2 separate regions of the Homo sapiens genome follow, and region 1 is linked to region 2. The links are chromatin loops, found by intact Hi-C in ENCODE. Cell type or tissue: thyroid gland. All regions are shown on one strand. Each heading gives the region's core, and the rest is flanking DNA. Links, peaks and the distances in the headings are about the cores only.

Evidence for each region. Peaks named below come from ENCODE experiments on the same cell type or tissue, not always from the same donor. Only the 100,000 strongest peaks of a DNase experiment are listed, where the experiment ranks them.
Region 1: it touches region 2 in a loop (2.9-fold over the local background); 11 of 110 quality-filtered maps call a loop at or near these places.

Annotation. Positions count from the first base shown.
Region 1 is chr2:96,796,000-96,805,709 of GRCh38, forward strand. It overlaps CNNM4 (cyclin and CBS domain divalent metal cation transport mediator 4), which reads left to right. Exons shown (of 7, transcript NM_020184.4): 2 at 1,013-1,156; 3 at 1,514-1,648; 4 at 3,058-3,227; 5 at 3,553-3,649. It overlaps MIR3127 (microRNA 3127), which reads left to right and starts at 2,279; the gene lies at 2,279-2,354. RefSeq lists enhancers at 4,712-5,041, 5,282-5,361, 6,404-6,453. In thyroid gland, for the core only: a CTCF peak has its summit at 5,177 (motif pointing left); a DNase peak (open chromatin) is centred at 5,152.
Region 2 is chr2:96,523,155-96,532,864 of GRCh38, forward strand. LOC105373496 (a long non-coding RNA gene) reads right to left here and starts at 9,152. Exons shown (of 3, transcript NR_135564.1): 1 at 9,073-9,152; 2 at 6,580-6,695; 3 at 4,786-5,029. RefSeq lists enhancers at 1,194-1,713, 5,496-5,645, 7,856-8,647, 8,648-9,437, 9,146-9,195 and silencers at 4,046-4,385, 4,536-4,635, 8,866-8,945. In thyroid gland, for the core only: a CTCF peak has its summit at 4,601 (motif pointing right); a DNase peak (open chromatin) is centred at 5,365; H3K4me3 peaks cover 1,129 bases; H3K27ac peaks cover 2,612 bases.

The DNA.
Region 1 (9,710 bases), core at 716-8,715, 270 kb after region 2:
GTGGCCCCTCTCTAATTGTAGTCTCTGCCCCACCTAATCACAGTGCTCGGCCTCTCTGTGCCCTTGTCAGTTTGGGTCTTTCCCCTCCCCAAGAGTTCCAGAAGCCCCTGATAAGTGATACCAGACAGGGTCTTTTTTTTTTTTTTTTTTTTTTTTTTTTTTTGAGACAGAGTCTTGCTCTGTTGCCCAGGCTGGAGTGCAGTGGCGTGATCTCGGCTCACTGCAACCTCTGCCTCCCGGGTTCAAGCAATTCTCCTGCCTCAGCCTTCCGAGTAGCTGGGACTACAGGTGTGTACTACCACACCTAGCTGATTTTTGTATTTTTAGTAGAGATGGGGTTTTACCGTGTTGGCCAGGCTGGTCTCAAACTCCTGGCCTCAAGCAATCTGCCCGCTTCAGCCCGTCCAAGGTGCTGGGATTACAGATGTGAGCCATTGCTCCCAGCATTGCCATTTTTATCCGATTTAAACAAGTAGTCCTGGCCTGGCGTGGTGGCTCATTCCTGTATTCCCAGCACTTTGGGAGGCTGAGATGGGAGGACTGCTTGAGCCCAGGAGTTTGAGACCAGCTTGAGCAACATAGCGAGATCCATCTCTACAAAAAATAAAAGAGTTAGCCAGGCATGGTGGAGCACACCTGTGGTCTCAGCTACTCGGGAGGCTGAGGTGGGAGGATCTCTTGAGCCCAGAAGTTGGCGGCTGCAGTGAGCTATGATTGCGCCACTGCACTCCAGCCTGGGTAACAGAGCTAGACCCTGTCCTTCCTCCACAAAAACAGAGAAAAACAAAAAAGTGGTCCTTAACGACATGCTTTTAAAAATTACTTTTAGTTTTCCTTTTCATAAAAGCAATGTCTGTTTGCAGTAGAAACGTCAGGAAAGATGGAAAAGATAAAAACCACCATGACCCCATCCTGGTGACTTATGACCCTACGTCTAGAGTTAATGTTTTGGTTGAGGGAGTCTCATGACTGGCCTCTGGGCTCTTGTCTGACTTGCTGCATTGTCCCACAGGGAAGTCCCACCTGGCCATCGTGCAGAAGGTAAACAACGAGGGTGAGGGTGACCCCTTCTACGAGGTCCTGGGCCTGGTCACCCTGGAGGACGTGATCGAGGAGATCATCAAGTCGGAGATCCTGGACGAGTCCGACATGTACAGTGAGTCCAGCCTTCCACAGGGCCCAGGACCCCTTTCCTGCTTGGATCGAAACTTGGTGTCCCTAGCTGGAAGGGCCATAGTGCAGGGACACAGGAGGCCTAGCATCCAGAGGCCCAGTGGCTGGGTGCCCTGCACTGGCCGGGGTGAGCAGGGAGCAGGTTGCTGAGAGCAGTGCCCGGAGGCTGCCTTCACCCTCGGCCTTTGTGCCTCGGCGTCAGCCCAGGACCCTGCCAGCCAGAGCCTGCTGCTCCTGCGTGGGACTAGGGGCTGGAGAGCAGGAGCTGCGGGGCGGGTTCCAGTCTCTTCCTAAGTCCTCAGGGGTCTGTGTTCTCAATTCCACGCTCTTCTTCCGGCAGCTGACAACCGAAGCCGGAAGCGGGTGTCTGAGAAGAACAAGCGTGACTTCTCTGCCTTCAAGGATGCGGACAATGAGCTCAAAGTGAAAATCTCCCCGCAGCTCCTCCTGGCCGCTCATCGCTTCCTAGCCACAGGTAGCATGAGGAGGACCTTCCGGTCTTGGTGGAAATACGGTCACGGGGGAGAAGTCCTGGGTTTCCGGCTGCTTTCCCCCCATAGGACGAGGGCTGCAGCAGGTGAGGGGTGCAGAGACAACACAGCCACCCCTGGAAGGGGCCGGGTATCTGCTCCACCCCTGGGGATCTCCCTGCGATTCATTTGCCATTAATGGGCGGCTACTGCAAACTTCTAGGAAGCATCCAAGTTACTATATTTAATAGTTTGGGAAATAATGACTAGGCACTATGGCTTATACCTGTAATCCCAGCACTTTGGGAGGCCGAGGCAGGAGGATTGCATGAGCCCAGGAGTTCGAGACCAGCCTGAGCAACATGGCGAGACCCCATCTCTACAAAAAATACAAAAGCCAGGCATGGTGGTGCCCTCCTGTAGTCCCAGCTACTTGGGAGGCTATGAGGTGGGACAGTTGCATGTCTGTGGTCCCAGCTACTCAGGAGGCTGATGTGGGAGGACCGCTTGAGCCCAGGAGTTTGAAGCTGCAGTAAGTTGTGAATGCACCACTGCACTCAGCCTGGGCCACAGAACAAGATTCTGTCTCAAAAATAACAAAAAAGAAAATAACCACTGAGGTGGGCCCCTAGGCTGGCCAGGCCCATCAGGGCTTGTGGAATGGGAAGGAGAAGGGACGCTTCCCCTTCTGCAGGCCTGCTGGGTGTGGCTGGACCCCTCGTGTGCTCACCCACTCTGAGGAGCTTGCATCCAGCTCTGCTCTTACTCTCCAGCTCTCCCCTTTGCAGACGTGTGCTGGTTCCCGCAGGAATTCACTTCTAGTTCAGAGACATTTCTCTCTTTTCAGCCCTGATTCAAAGCTCCACTGGGGACTTGGGTGACAGGTTCTGCTCTGCCCGCTCTGTCCCCCTCTTCCCCTGGCCCAATTCATCTTCCTTCCCACCCCTTACTTGCTAAAGGGGTGGCAATTCCCTCTCCATTATTTTTCCTGTGGGATATTGATGCTGATGCAATAATTATAGTCTATATATTTTAGTATATATGGACAGCACATATATACTAAGTGCTGTCCATGTGCTATCCCATTCACCCTCACAACCACCCTGTGAAGCTTTTACCCCCATATTACAGATGAGGAAACTGAGATGCAGGTTAAGTAATTTGCCCAAGGTCATGTGCTGTTCTTGCAGGAGCCACTGTTCAAGCCCAGGCAGGCAGGCAGCCTTGTATCCAACCAGTCAGAAGCCAAGCGTGCTCCCTCCCCAGGGAGGTGCAGAACGAGGGCCGGCCGAGCAGGGCGGGAGTCGTCTGAGCACAGCGTGGCTGCTGTGGTTGGGGTGGAGGCACAGCAGTGATCGAGCTTTAGGGCCACCTGGCCAGCCCCGTGTGAGGTCTCTTCTCTCTCCTCCTACAGAGGTCTCTCAGTTTAGCCCCTCCCTGATATCAGAGAAGATCCTGCTGCGGCTACTCAAGTACCCAGATGTCATTCAGGAACTCAAGTTTGACGAGCACAATAAGTACTACGCCCGCCATTACCTGTACACCCGAAATAAGCCGGCCGACTACTTCATCCTCATCCTGCAGGTGAGCCCGCTCAGCCCTGGGCCTGCCACCTGCTCCCCCTGGCACTGCAGCAACCCCCAGGCCCTCTCTCCCACCTGCTGCGGAGGTGCATGGCTTCCCTGCCTGGGGAGCCTGCTGCCTGCCCTTGAGCCCCGCCTGCCCCACGTGGCCATCCTCTCCCTGAGAGGCCACTCTTGATCTCACAGGTCAGGCCCCTGAGCTCTCCAGGGCTCCAGTACCGGCCCTTCCTCCTGCCCCACTGTCCCTTGTTCCTCACTCCCCATCCTGCCTCATCCTTTGTTTCCTCCCTCACTTGGTCTCTAACTCCAGCCCTGTGTTTTTTCAGGGGAAGGTGGAGGTGGAGGCAGGGAAGGAGAACATGAAGTTTGAGACGGGCGCCTTCTCCTACTATGGGACTATGGCCCTGACCTCGGTCCCCTCCGGTGAGTTGTTGGGCATGGTCTTTGCTGCCCTTTGGCCCCCCTGCAGCTGGGGAGCCATGGACCGACACCAGAACTGAGCATGGGCCCGAGAGCTCATAGCCAGCTGGCTGGGGCAGAGGGAGGCTGGTGAGGCGGGAGCCGCCAGGGCCTGGAGCGGGTGGTGTGGAAGAGCAGAGGGAGCTGCCACTTTGGATGGGGTCCAGAAGCTGGAGGGGAAAAGAGGAGTGAGGGATTTTAGAGTAAAGGCCTGGAGGCAGCGGAGGGCATGTCCAGAGGTTGTGAGGAGACCAGCCTGCTTGGAGAGGAGGCCTGTGGGGAGGAAGGCCCAGGGCCCTGCTCCTGAGGACAGGAGGGGAGTCTGAGCATCCAAAGTGACTGGGGTCAGGAGCCAGGCCAGGGCCTGTTTGCCAGGGCAGGCTGCAGATGGGTTTGGCTTTTCGGAGGACGCGGCTACTGGGTTTTGGTTAGAGGTCAGCTCCGATGGAATAAAGGGCCTTGGGGACAGACAGAAGGGAGACTGGGCACCCTCCGAGAGGTGTTATGGAAGGTCCGGGGATGCGCCACTCTGGCCGCCCCAGTGCCCTCTCCTGTGCTGAGTGGCTCAGGCTTTCCCCGCAGAGCCCCACAGACAAGGCCCCGCAGGCCCAGGTCTCGCCAGCTCATCTCCTCGCTCCTCTCCAGGCTTCGGTCCTGGGGCGAGGTTGCTGCAGGGTAGAGAGAGAAAGTCCACTTTGGTGCTGGAGAACAGGCCACGCCAGTGGGGTACGAGCTGCAGCTCCCAGAGAACCTCTGTGCTGTGCCTCTCACTGTCCTTTGACAAAAAGGACCCCGAGGGGGAACGGGGGTAGGGCACCCATGAATACTGACACCCAGCTTGGCTTATCCACCATGTCCTCGGCCCCTCCACCAGATGAGTGGGGCATGGCAGGCTCCCTGGGCAGGGGACAGACAGGGCCCCAGAGCGGGGCTCTGAGCAGGTTAACCCTATCAGATGCCTCAGGCCTGGGGATGACTTCCTGTGCCTCCAAGAGCAGCTGTTCTCTGTTCAGTTTGAGGAAATCTCATTCAGAAGGGCGGGCAGGCACGGGAGGCTTCCCCCAGGCACTGTTTGTGCAGTGAAGCCTCAGAGGCCCGGTTAGGGCCCAGGCTCTGTCCGTTGACCCATAGTCTCTCTGTTCCCACTTGGTGTGGCCAGAAGAGAGGGGAGATGACTGGGCACACTCAGCCAGCTTCTGCCTGTCTCCGCACAGGGCTCACCGCTGTGCCCTGAGCACCCTTCCCAGCAGAGCCATGTCCCTTTCTCCACTGGGCCCATCTCTGCCCAAAGCAGCCTGGCCCCGTCAGGTCTGCCTCTGTCCTGTGCCTGTGGTTCCGTGTCCTGTCTCCTGACTGCGCCCATCACTGACCTTCTCTTTTGCTCCAGTGCCTTCAGTCCAGGTCGGGTGTCCGCCTGGCAAGCGGAACTCCCTGCTCTGCTGGCTCACAGGTAACGTGGCACAGCTGAGGGTCACGCTGCCACCTGCTGCCTGTGCCTGCACACTGCAGCTGCATTAACCTCCCCACATGGACCCGGACCCCCGCCTGCTCAATGTGGGCCGCCAGACCTCAGTGGCTCTGCTTGGCTGGGGCCCAATTTCTAGGCAGCTTTGCTGCCTCAGCTCTAGAAGGGGCCCCCAAAGATCTCTTGGTGCTTGAGATCACACACTCATAGACACATACACACAGAGACACACAGAGAGATACACATACAGATACACATAGCCATAGATACACGCAGAGACACACACAGTGAGAGACCACATGCAGAGAGACCGCACACACAGAGAGAGACCACACACACACAGAGACCACACACAGAGAGAGACCACACACAGAGATAGCACACACACAGAGAGACCACACACACACAGAGACCACACACAGAGATAGCACACACACAGAGAGACCACACACACAGAGACCACACACAGAGACCACACGCAGAGAGACCACACACATGCAGAGAGACCACACACACACACACACAGAGACCACACGCAGAGAGACCACACACACGCAGAGAGACCACACACATGCAGAGACCACACACACCCAGAGACCACACACCCAGACACACACACAGACAGAGATACTACAGACACCCATAGACAGAGATATCACACACAGAAACACACATGCAGATACACCCATAGACACACAGATGCCACAGAGGCATACACAGAGAAACACCCGTAGACACACCAGGATACACATACACACATAGATACACCACTCATAGACACACAAACACACACCCATAGGCACACACCCATAGGCACACACACAAAGAGACACACACAGACACACACCCATGGACACACACACACACAGAAGCACCCACCCATAGGCACACACACAGACACACACAGATACACATCCATAGACACACAGACACACAGGTATATATACACAGATACACCCATAGACACACAAACACAGAGACACACAGATACCACACACAGACACACACAGATACACCCATAGACACACACACACACAGATACCACACACTGAAACACACATCCATAGACACATACACACAGAAACACAACCACAGACACACACACATGCACACCCAGAGGATAGGCTGGGAGTGGAGGGTTGCTCCTGGCCCAGCCAAGTGAGCACCGGCCAGCCTGCTGCCCTCCACGGCCAAGAGGAGACGCACCCCAGCGGGTAAGCACTTCCTGCTCCAGGCCACCCACACACCGTGTCAGGGTGACTTGTCATCTCATCAGCTTTCTCTAAAAGACTTTCCGATTTTCTTCACAAGCTTTGCTTCCCGTTCAGCTGCTGGCCCAGTAGGCAACTGCGAGGCCATGAGGGGCATGGCCCCGGGTCAGACTGCCTAGTCAAGAGCCACCTCCACAGTTGCTGGCTAAATGATAGTCTTTGTTTCTGCTTTCCCCTCTGTGAAATGGGAACAATGCGTGTACCCCCTTCATAAGAGTTATCAGGAGAGTACGTGAGAGAATTCATGTAAAATGTTGAGTTAGAGCTCAATTATTATTATTTCTGTTTTTTCCTGATTACAATGAAAATGTGGTGTTCCAACCAGAAAGTCTTTCAGGAAAGGCCAGTGCCATATGCTGCTTCTGGCCTTGGATGTGTCATGCTCCTGATGCCTGTCCGGGGAGTCGGTGGGAATAGGGTCAGACTCATTCAGCTTGAGGCTTGCTGGGATTCCCGTGTGCAACCAGGCCGCAGAGGGCACAGGACGGTGCTGGTCTCATCAGGTGTGGCCTGTGCCCATCAGGAGCAGCACCAGCATCTTTCAGCTCCTCACACCCCAACTGCCCTAAAAACCCGTCACCTCAGCCCGGGGATATCCATTTTACATTTGTACAGCTGGGCCTTCTTCCATCTGAACTGTTCCAAGGTATACTCTGCTATTTTGACCCTCTGTTTAATAAATAAATAAGTAGATGAAAAGGTGACTTAGAAGCAGTTACTCCCTGTCCCTTTCAAACCTCCCCAGTGTGACCTCAGCCTCCCTCCCCTCCTCTGGGCTTGCTCTGGTTTCATGGATGGCCGGGAGGTGATGCACCTGTGGTTTGAATCCTGAGAGCAGGTGTGCCCTCATTGATTAATTCTCCACTTTACGCTTTATGCATATTCATGGGGGTCTTTATTATAAACAATACCATGATATAAACTTTTTTATGCAAAAAAGCAAAAAACTTTCCCTGTGTTTAAGGTTATGTCCTTAGGATATCCTTTCAACAATGAAATTACCAGGTCAAAACCTTGCAGTTGGCCGTGCGCGGTGGCTCATGCCTGTAATCCCAACACTTTGGGAGGCCGAGGTGCGTGGATTGCCTGAGGTCGGGAGTTCGAGACCAGCCTTGGCCAACATGGTGAAACCCCATCTCTACTAAAAATACAAAAATTAGCCGGGCGTGGTGGCAGGTGCCTGTAATCCCAGCTACTTGGGAGGCTGAGGCAAGAGAATCGCTTGAACCCAGGAGGCGGAGGTTGCAGTGAGCTGAGATCGTGCCATTGCGCTCTAGCCTGGGCAACAAGAGCGAAACTCTGTCTAAAAAAAAAAAAACCTTGCAGTTTTTGTTTTATTTATTTTTTGCTTTACTCATAAAAGTAAGGTAGCTTATTGGGAAAATAGAAAAAAGTCTTGAAAAAATTAAAAAGTATCATAATTTCATCTCTCAGAGACAAAATGGATTTTGGTGAATTTTTTCTAGGACCTCTGTTTTTTTGTTTGTTTGTTTTAAGAGACACGTTCTTTCTCTGTCACCTAGGCTGGAGAGCAGTGGTGCAATCATAGCTCACTGCAGCCTCAACCTCATGGGCTCAAGTGACCCTCCCACCTCAGCCTCCCAAGTAGCTGGGACTACAGGCAGGTGCCACCATGCTGGGCAATTTTTTTTTTAACTTTTTGTAGAGATGGGGGTCTCACTATGTTGTCCAGGCTGGTCTCAAACTCCTAGACTTCCCCCACCTCAGCCTCTCAAAGCACTGGGATTACAGGCATGAACCACTGCACCTGGCCGGACCTCTAATCTTAATAGGTCACGTCACTAATTTTTTTTTTTTTTTTTTTTTGAGATGGAGTCTTGCTGCGACGCCCAGGCTGGAGTGCAGTGGTGCGATCTTGGCTCCCTGCAACCTCCACTTCCCGGGTTCAAGTGATTCTCCTGCCTCAGCTTCCCGAGTAGCTGGGACTACAGGCGTGCGCCAGGAACCCCCAGCTAAGTTTTGTATTTTTTTTTTTTTGAGATGGAGTCTTGACCCTGTCGCCCAGGCTGGAGTGCAATGGCGCGATTTCAGCTCACTGCAACCTCCACCTCCCAGGTTCAAGTGACTTTCCTGCCTCAGCCTCCTGAGTAGCTGGGATTACAGGCATGCACCACCACCCTTGGCTAATTTTTTGTATCTTTAGTAGAGACGGAGTTTCACCATGTTGGCCAGGCTGGTCTTGAACTCCTGACCTCGTGATCCACCCGCCTCGGCCTCCCAACGTGCTGGGATTACAGGCGTGAGCCACCGTGCCTGGCCAAATTTTGTATTTTTAGTAGAAACAGGGTTTTGCCATATTGGCCAGGCTGGTCTTGAACTCCTGATGTTAGGTGATCCGCCCGCCTCAGCCTCCCAAAGTGCTGGGATTACGGGTGTGAGCCACCGCACTCTGCCCATGTCACTAATTTGTGTTGGTTTTAAATTCAGTCTCTTGGCCAGGCTTGGTGGCTCATTCCTGTAATCCTAGCACTTTGGGAGGCTGAGGCAGGAGGATCGCTTGAGCCCAGGAGTTTCAAACCAGCCGAGGTAACATAGCAAGACCCTTTAAAAAATAATAATAATAAAATAAATTCAGTTGAAAAAGAAAATAAATTGTTTATTTTAAAAATAAAATTCAGTTCCTGTTTCTAGAGTGTTAGCATTAATTAAAAGCATTCCATCATTCAGATAGCTATGTGAAGTATTAAGTAATACCCCTAGTATTTCTGCTTTTCCTAGAACTTAATCAGAGATGTTACTCATTAGATACTTGCACTTGATCCTCTAATGATCCTCTAAAATATTTCCTGTTCTTGCATGGGAATACCACAACCTCATCATAGAATGGCCAGTTTCCTGAGAAACTATAAACTATAAACTGTAAACTAGGAAACTGTAGTTTCCTAGTTTTATAAATAAAAATCAAAGCTTTACTTAAGCACAAAGATAGAGTATTACTCAGTTTAGTCTCTGTTGTTATACCCTGGCTTCTTTTCAGTTTTTTTTTTTTTTTTTTTTTATTATTTTTTTTTAAATTTATTTTTTTATTGATAATTCTTGGGTGTTTCTCACAGAGGGGTATTTGGCAGGGTCATGGGACAATAGTGGAGGGAAGGTCAGCAGATAAACAAGTGAACAAAGGTCTCTGGTTTTCCTAGGCAGAGGACCCTGCGGCCTTCCGCAGTGTTTGTGTCCCTGATTACTTGAGATTAGGGATTGGTGATGACTCTTAACGAGCATGCTGCCTTCAAGCATCTGTTTAACAAAGCACATCTTGCACCGCCCTTAA
Region 2 (9,710 bases), core at 654-8,653:
GTGGGCTCCCCACTTCCAGGCAGCTCCTCAACTCTTCAATCTGGATCTATCTGGGGGTGGGTCAGAAAAGGCTGCCTCTTGGACCAGGCGCAGTGGCTCACAGCTGTAATCCCAGCACTTTGGGAGGCCAAGGTGGGCCGATCACTTGAGGTCAGGAGTTTGAGACCAGCCTGGCCAACATGGTAAAACCCCATCTCTACTAAAAATATACCAAAAAAAAAAAAAAAGAAATTAGCTGAGTGTGGTGGCGCATGCTTCTGCAGTGGCAGCTACTCAGGAGGCTGAGGCACGAGGATCGCTTGAACCCAGGAGGCAGAGGCTGCAGCGAGCCAAGATAGCACCACTGCACTCCAGCCTGGACAACAGAGTGAGACTCCATCAAAAAAAAAAAAAAAGGAAGGAAGGAATGAAAGGGAAGGAAGGAAAGGGAGGGAGGGAGGGAGGGAGGGATGGAGGGAAGGAAGGAAGGAAGGCAGGCAGGCAGGCAGGCAGGCAGGCAGGAAGGAAGGAAGGAAGGGAAGGAAGAAAGGGTTTCCTAGAATGCACCAGGCCAAGACTAAGACCCAGACCCCTCCCCAGCTATCCCAATCTCCCTGTAGTTGCTGGGGATCCAGAGCCTGTCCTGCTCTCCCCCAGCCCAGGGTGCCCTTCCTGCCTTCTCAGTGGCCGGGGTGCCCCTTTCCCTGTCTTTTTCCTGGCGTGCCCTCTGGCAAGGGAGTGGGTCCTGAGCTGTGTGCAGGGTGCATGCGTGACACAGAGTGGGGTGGAACAGAATCCCAGGAAGGCTGAGCCCAGGCCCTGCCCTTCATCCCCTGGCCCTTTCCCAGAGGAGGCACAACAAACTCAAAGAGAACGTATGGGCTCCAGACCAAAGGTCCTTGGTTCATTGCATGCAGCTCCCACGGCTGCAGCGGCTTTTATGAGAAAGCAGCAAATCATAAGAAAACTATCTCCTTGGGAGGACTTAATTGGGACAGAAACTGCAGATGGATGCCAGATGTGCAACGGCATCCAAACCCGAGTCCCAAATCCCCACAAAGATCCTCAGTCGACTCTCCCGATCCTTTGACCAGGTAATAAGAGTCCTAATAGCAGTAGCAATGGCTCCATTTCTAAAGCACACACGGTATGCTATGCACTGCTTTTATTTCTAGTTCCTTTCATTACCTAGAGAGGCATTGCTCTGCACATTTTACAGATAAGGAAACTGAGGTTACTGAGGTTAGGTAACTCAACCAAGGTCACATATTTAGAAAGTGGTGGAACTTTTCAAAATACTAAGTTGGGGAAATGCTCATCATTTGTAGAAAAATTTTCAATAAGGCATAAGAACACAGGTTTCCAGTTAACCCTCAGTTACCCAGAAAAGTAAATTCCCCAGAACGTCCTGCACATCGTGTATGCCTGTGTATGTGCATGCACTTGAATATTCTGATTAGCAGAGCTCGTGATAAACAGGCCAGACTACAGGGGAAAAAAATGTGCAGAAACCAGCAACCATATTCTCCGAATTCATCGCATGCTTGGAGATCCCCAGGTAAAAAGTTAGCAAAACATACCTTGTTCAAAACAACTGGCCAAGGACGGGATGTGAAGCAGCCACTGCTGCTAGGGGCACAGCATCCATTGGAGTTCCCTCCCCACCCCTAACTGCCCGAGGGCAGCAGATCCAGGGTTGCCCGGCCACCTCCCTCTCCTGACTGCAGTGTGGGAAGAAACGCAGGACGCTGGCAGGCACCAGACCGTGCCCCGCCCCTGATCCACAGTGTGGCTTTGAGCACACCACTTTCCCTCTCTGGGCCTTGGTTTTCCCATCTGTAAAATCAGGGCACAGTGAACTGTAAAGGGCTCGGAGGGAAATTTCATGGACTGGTTGATGATCCCAGGCTGCCGCCCTTTAGGAGAGGTCCTCCCTCCAGAGGGCTCTTGGACCTTGGGGATCCCAGGTGGGAGCCTTCATGGGAAGCGGAAGTGAGCCCTGAGACCTCTGCAGGCTTCTCTCCTACCTCTGAAAGACTGAGCAGGCAGCCTGGTGTCTCAGACACTCCTCATTTCCCTACTTCCCTTCAACAGGGTTAGAGTTCCTACGAAAGCTTTGCTGCCATGCAAGAAGGCAGAATGCTCTCCCACATGGAGACGCACCCAGACAGTCCACGGGACACATGTGTGCATAAGCCCGAGTGTGCTCAAGCCCCTCCATACCACTGGCATGGCACTATGGCACTCTAAGCAGGAGCTCAGAGGACTTCTGGGCCAGACCTAGGGCAGCCCTTGCCACTCCTGAGTGACAGACCTAAGTCTGGGTACCAGGGCAGTGAGGACTTCCAGAATGTACACAATATAGCAGGACCCACTCTGCTTCTTGTCCTTCCTCCAAGTGCCCACTCAGCATCTTAAAATGGAGATGTAGCCTGGTGCAGTGGCTCACGCCTATAATCCCAGCACTTTGGGAGGCCAAAGTGGGTGGATCACTTGAGCCCAGGAGTTCAAGACCAGTCTGGGCAACATAGCAAGATCCCACCTCCATAAAATTTTTTAAAAGATTAGACAGGCATGGTGGTGCATGCCTATGGTCGTGGCTGCCTGGGAGGCTGAAGTGCGAGAATCACCTAAGCCTAGGAGTCCAAGGCTGCAGTGAGCTGAGATTGCACCACTGCACTTCAGACTGACCCTGTCTCAAAAAAAAAAAAAAAAAAAAAACAGAGAGATGCTCCCAGCTTTCTTCCAGGAGCGAGGTATTCCCTTCATCCCTTGGGATTAACAGTCAATGCCACCCCCTCTAAGCCACTTATTGTGATATTGACATACTTCAGTGTCAGTACTAGGGACTGCTCCAAGTCCCAGCATGGCTGGGACCACCCTGGTGCCTTCCCCCTCTTCAGACTCCCCAGCAATGTGACAACTGAGTGGGGGGTGACACTAGGTCCTCTGGTAGGTCAGGAGCTGTAATGACCCAGTCCTGCCGGGCCACCCTGTAGCATCACGCTGTGGCAGGGAGGCAGGGATTGCAGGCACCTGAGTCCTCCTCACACGCTCAGCTGACCCCGCAGGTCCCTGACCTAGGCTGTGTTTGGTGCCTGTCCTTGCATATGGCGGGCAGCAGCCAGGCTTTGTGTGCAGCACTGTGTCACAGCCGTCTCGCTGTCTGCAGGACTGTTACCGGTGACAGCAGCTATGTGCCTGGCCCTTCTGGGAGCTCAGGAGGGTCCTGCTTACAGGGCGAATTTTGTGCTGAGACAGCTGAGAGGCCAGGTGTTCTGGGCGGCCCAGGAAAACCAGCCGTCAGCATCTCCTGCCCACACCTGTCCTGAGGTCAGAATGAACTTGAGTCCAGCAGGCTCCCAGAGCCAGAGAGCTTCTGCACCTGCAAAGCCCGGCTCCCTGCTTCAGACTGAAGGTGGGGACCTGAAGAGAATGCATACAGGCACCTCAGACTGGACACAGGGGTTGCGGGGGGAGCGGAGGGGAGCCCCTGGGCCCACCCCACCCACTCCACCCTGGCAATTCAGCTTGAAACAAATGATTAGCCTCTCTGTATAGATCCATGTTTCTCTCCTGGGCATGTCGGTTCGGTAAAACCCCGTTCATTTGGGCCTCACTGTGACCTCTAGGACGCTGGCCAAAGGGCAAGCGCCGCCAGGCCAAGGGGCCTGGGAGTGAAATCGTGGGTGAGGATAGGTGACAGGGGTGTTGAATCGGCCCGAGCGGTTCTTTCTTTTCGAGTTAATTTCGCATTGGTCTCTAGGATGCAAGCTTGTCCAACGCGTGGCCCAAGGGCGGCATGTGACTGAGGAAGGTTTTGAATGCGGCCCAAATTCATAAAGCTTTCTTAGAACACTGAGGTATTTTCGCGATTTTTTCTTTTAGCTCACCGGCTGTCGGTAGTGTTAGTGTATTTTACGTATGGTCCAAGACAATTCTTCAACTTCAAAAGACGGAACGCCCCTGCAATGGGACGCCAGACACCTCTAAGAGTGGGTGTAGGCCTCCAAAAGTGTCCACATGATACTTCCAGAAAAACTTCACATGCGGAGGTGTGCAGGAATGTGCGTGCTGCTAGAAAAGAGGCCTAAGGGGTCTGCCCAACGTCCTGAGAACCCGAGAGAGCAGGGCCCGCTGGGACAGGCAGGGGAAGGCCTCGGGAGGGACACGACGGTCCGGCAGCAGAGCCTGCGGGGCTGGAGGAGGCGCCCTCCTCTCAGCTGCTCTTCCTGCCCCTTTCGGTGGCGAAGATGGATGGGGCCCGGGGCTTTCGGCGGGGCCCGAGGGGCCGGCGAGGCTGCGGCCCTGGAGCCCCCTGCCTGGCAGCCATTTGGGCCCCAGGGAAATATCGGCGCTTTGGCTAACCGAATTATTCTTTCGGTTTGAGCCAGCTCCCCTTTTTGAGTCAGATCCGGCGGCAGGGCCAGAAAAGCGCTTTCTGAAACCCCAGCGCGGTCCTCGGTGGGGGTGGAATGGGGTGGGGTGGGGGGCGCGGCCGCGCCGCTGGGCGCCCTCCCCGCCCTCCCCCCTCCCCACCCCCAGTCCTCCCTCCGCTGCCCGCCCCCCAAGCCCGGTGTCGCCCCCTCCGCCCCCTGCCGCATCCCCGGAGCCAGTGCCCACAGGGGCCAGGCAGCCCGCAGGGGTCGCTCACGGCTGGTGTAGGGGCTTGGTCCACCACGCTAGTACTTCGGGCACCAAAATAGAAAAAGAATAACGCTTGGAAAGAATCTGATGTTTCCGAAGGAGCATCGAAAATCGCCGTTACGGGAAAAGTAAAACTCTTGAGGGACTTCCTTACACTAATTTAACTGTCCCGGGTTGTTTTTATTTCTAATTGTGCTGGGGGGATGGGCATCATGATCTGTTTTCAGGGCTTAATGCCCCCTCCACGGTCCCTGGGGGACCTCTGGCCTTGGTGCCTCTCCAGGACATCCTGATGTCTCCGAGGTCCCATTTCAACTCCCTGGGGTCCCGGGCTGCCCAGCTGTTATTTTGCAGAATTTCTCTCCCACAGTGTCACCAGTAGTTCTGCTTATCGCTCCTGCCACTGAGTCACAAGGGGAGGAGGGGATTTCTGAGCTGTTTCAACACTTACCCAGAATATTAGGGGTTTCATGCAGCCCTTGTTTATTTAAAAAAAAAAAGAAAAGAAAGAAAGAAAAGAAAGCCCCAAAGCCAACAAAATATGACACACACGTACAGAAGGAGGGAAGGCAAGGGGGTGGGGGCCTTGCAGAACCAAATGGCCTATCTGCTGAGCTGGGGCTGGAGCTGGAAGTCAGGTTTCCTGTCCCCACTCCCCCAGCCTGGGCCCACCCCGTGCCTTCTGTTTCACCCAGGGCTGTGGAAACCAGCTAATGTTTATGGAGCACTTCCTCCCGCCAGCGGGCACAGTTCTAAGCCCTTTATAAGAAATAGCTCATCCAATGCCCGTAACTGCACCCGGAGGCGTGAGGGCTGTTATTGTGCCTGCCAGCCGGTTTCATAGATAGGAGACAGCACGGAGAGTTCAACTGCACTGGGGTACTTGGGTTTCCTGTGGAGAAAAATTTGCCCATCGCTTTGGCACAGAATCTGTGCCAAGACAGATTCTCAGCCAAGGCAGGCCTCAGAGTCCCCAGAGTCCAGCTACAGGATGCCCAGAACCTCCCTCCAGCTGAGACAAGCTGGCCAGGGGCTTGGGACCTCTGAGCTCCTTGGGGAGCTGAGGGGGCGCTGTCCTGGAGTCCAAGACCTGGGCTGTGTTCACTACCCCTGGCCAGGATTCAGCAGCAACACAGATAACCAGGAAAGGGGCTGTGGCCTGAGCAGCCAGCCTGCAGCCATAGGGAGGGTGTGACTCCAGCGAAACTCCAGCAAGAAGGGCCGCATGTGAGGTCAAGTCCCCAGCATCTAGAATGTGCTGCCCTTGACAACTAGGAAGCGCTAACCCCTGGGGAAGAAAGGGCAGATGTTGCCTGGTGATGGAGGGAGATGTGGGATAGGGGTGGAGGTGGGTGCATGGCCTCTTCCTCCTCCCTCTCCTCCGTGCCCTTCATTCTCCTTCTGTGGATCTTCATTGAGCACCTACTGTGCACCTGCCCTCAGTGGCCTCTCACTTCCTCCTCTTCCTTCCCAATTCCTTTACCAACTGTGAGATCTTTTGAAGCGACTGTGAGACCTTGGATAAGTCCCTTCCCACTTAGACCCTCAGTTTCCTCTTCTGGAGGAGCAGTGGCCGGGGTTCTGCGGCCCTTTCAGCAGCGTAGTGTGGGCAGATAGTAAAGACCACTCCTAGCTGGAGACGAGAGGCTCGGGAGCTGCTGGCCAGTCACACAATGGCATGGGGCTGACCACAGGAGCACGATGTGGCACATGCCCTGCTGGAGGTGTGTGTTGAGACCCCTGGGTATCTGCCTCAGGTGGGCCCTTGAAGGATGAGCAGAAGCTCACTAGGTAAATACAGTGGGAACTGCCAAGCCCGGGAAGGTTCCTCCAGGCCAGAGGGTATAGCCCATGCACACACACAGCTCCAGAAACAGCACCAGGCACTGGGGCAAAGCCCTCCCAGTGTGGCTATATTGCCGTATGTGCCAGAGAGGGGGGATGCCAACCTACCTCCATGTCCAGAGCTGTCTTTACCCAGGCCCAAGGCCCAGCCCTCTGCCTTCAGCCTCCACGCAGCCCTCTGTCTTCAGCCGTGGCCACTACCACTCAGGAAGGTCTGGAAGAGCCTGCTGAGGCCAAGGCAGAGAGAGCGAAGGCAGTTTTAACAGAGCAGAATCCCTCAGGCAGGCCCCATGGCTGAAGACACCATGGCATAGGTGGGCAGCTGGGGTGAGGGAGGGGGGCTGGACAACCCTGTGTCCTCTTCTAGGAGTCCAGGGCAGGCCAGGGTGCCCCAGATGTGGGGAAGAAAAAGCTTCAGGGGCTTCTTGTAGGCTCTCTGGTGAGTTAGTGTATACATATGTTTGTGTGATCCTATGTGTGAGCTGTGGGCTCCTGGCAGGCAAGACCCATGCATAGATGCACAGGCGTGTGTACACAGCTTTGCACACTCACATCTGGGCGTGCAGCAGCAGAAAGGATGCACAGCAGGTGCGGGGAGAATGAGAGAGCTCTTGGGGTGTAGACAGAACCACGTATACCTGGGTTCACCTTGGGTTCTCCCTGCCAGGTACTGTTTCCAACAAAGGTAGTTGGGATGTCAGGCAGGGAGGGTAGCCCTGCCTGTGGCAGGTGCCTGGTGGATGATACCACGATGATGAAAGCAGGGGCCTGGGCTTCAGGTCGGGGCTGCAGTGTGGGGGAGCCACAGCAAGAGTATGAAACCTCTGGGGGATCTGGGTTCTTGGAGCCAGCTGACCCCAGGCCATTGCAAGGCTGAAAGCTTTAGTTTTCATATTCGCAAAGTCCCATGAGTTCATCTGGGGAGGAGGAATTAGAGCAGTCCCTCCCCCAAAAGCCTGGGCTTCCAGTATTGAAGGGGTTAGTGGGGCCTACTCAGATTGGAGATGAGTCACTGACTTCCCCCATAATTCCTCCCTTCATGCCCGCATCCTGGCCAGAGCCTAGGACCCCACCAGGAACCTCGGGAGGGCTTTGCAGCTGCTACCCAAAGACCTGGAAAGCCCGATCGGGAGTGGGGTCTCAGGGCCCAGCCCCAGGTCATCAGGGCAAGGCCTGAAGAGTGCAGAATCCACCCTGCAGAAGTTCTGATGCCACCGGCGAAGGAGGCTGTTCTCAGGTAGCTGCCACAATAGAATGACCAGTTGTTGAAGGCTTATGTTATTTCTCACCCTCACAGTAATCTTGCAAGCTAGGTATTGCTAACGCCATTTCACACGGGAAAACTAAGGGTTGGAGACAGTGAATAACCCATCCCAGGTCATACTACCTGCAAGGGAGGGTACCCGGATTGCAAACCAGTCCACCTGACTCCAGAGCCGGGGAGGTTTCTGTTCTCTGGACTGGCTGAGAAGCTCCCAGGGAGGCATGGACCTCTCCTAGCCTGTCGCTGCAGGAGTCAGCATGTGGTGAGAGCCTGCCTCAAGTGTTTGGGGCCCGCCACCATAAACCTGAGTGATTCCACACGGCCTAGGAATGGCTGGGAGGCCATTAGGAAGTCTCCGGGCCTCTTTAGGGCTACAGAGGGTGAGATGACGTCTGTGTCCTGCTCACAGCTGAGACCCAATTCACATTGTGGGTCCTGGCTCAGAGGGTAGGCATTATAATGAGCCTGAGGGCATCTTTTTTTTTTTTAAGTTGGGGTCTCGCTCTGTCGCCCAGGCTACAGTGCCCTGGTGCGATCATAGCTCACTGTAGCCTTGAACTCCTGGCTCAAGAGATCCCCCTCCCACCTCAGCTCCGGAGTCACTGGGACCACAGACTTGCACCACTGCCTCCCACAAGGGTCAGCTTCATGATCAGCAGCTCTCCCCAGGTCACCATAATCCTGCCCCCAGGATGCGGAAAGTGGCGCTGGCAGTCACCACCGCCTCCATAAGTCTGGCAGATTCCCAGCCCTGCGTTCTCCAAATACAGGGCAACTAAAGGGAAAAGGGGGAAATAGGAATTAAGGCATCACCCCTCACCACTTTCCAGTTAGTCTAGGGGGAAATCGGCACCTCTCCAGAGGTTTGGGGACCCCTCTTTCCATTCCCTGTGTCCCCAGGCCGATCCCCAGCCCTTTACTCCAACGGTAGACCTGAAGCTGTCGAGATATCAACTCAACATCTTAGGAGGGAGGGGAGACACTGAAGAAAAAAAAAACAAAACAGCTGCCCCCAGGAGGGACAACGATTCTCCCAAGAGCAGGCAGTCCCGAACTTCTCCCAGCACCCTGAACAATGAGGTAAACGGAGGTGTGGCGGGCCGCTCCCCCTACCCCTGCTAGCTGGATGCCAGCCCCCACCGCAAGCCCAGGGCTCAGCTGGCAGGGCCCCGCATGCAGCCCCCGCCGGGGGCAGGGCTGAGTGGCAGAGCGCAACAGCCGTGCCCCCTTCCTGGCCGTGCTCCTGCCTGGGCCTCTGGAGCCTGCCTCTCCCCCTCTGATGTAAGCTGATATTTTAATTCTCTTACAAGGAATGGTGTTTAGAGAAATGACTTAACCAGATTACTCATCGTCTCTAATGACTTGGCCCGACTCCAGCGCTATTCCTAGACGTGACGCTTGAGGCTTCGATTCTTTCTCTCTTTCCTTTTGCTCCTTTTTTTTTTTTTTTAAATACCAAGAAATTACAGCCCTGCCTACGCGGAGGCCCAGCCCCTACACGCCCCCTTTGCATGGTATCCTGGGAGATGGAGTTCTGTCCTGGCCCCAGTCATGCCCCCATCCCCAGCCCAACTCCTCGCCCCTCTCCCGCCTCATCTTGGTGGGAGATGGGCAGGGTGTGGCTGGGCAGAGGTCATTTAATCTCTACATGCCTTGGTTTACTCTTCTGTCAAATGGAAGGGTCACCTGACATACAACAGAGAGTGGAAGTGTCAGTTGAGACCTTATTTTAAGTAAAAGTGTCACAGAGACCCAATGGTTTTAAGAGATTTCTTGTCCAGTGCATTTTGTGCTAAGCACCAGTCAAGACTCACACAGAGCTTTAGTTACCCTGACCCTGGGACTTACCAGGGCCTGGCCCTCACCCAGCCCAAACTTACTCCTTCCTGTCTGTGGACGAGTCTGTGGGCTTGTCCAGCACTTACTCTCTGGTTCTCAATTGTAATAAGGGGATAGATATAGATACAGCGCCCAC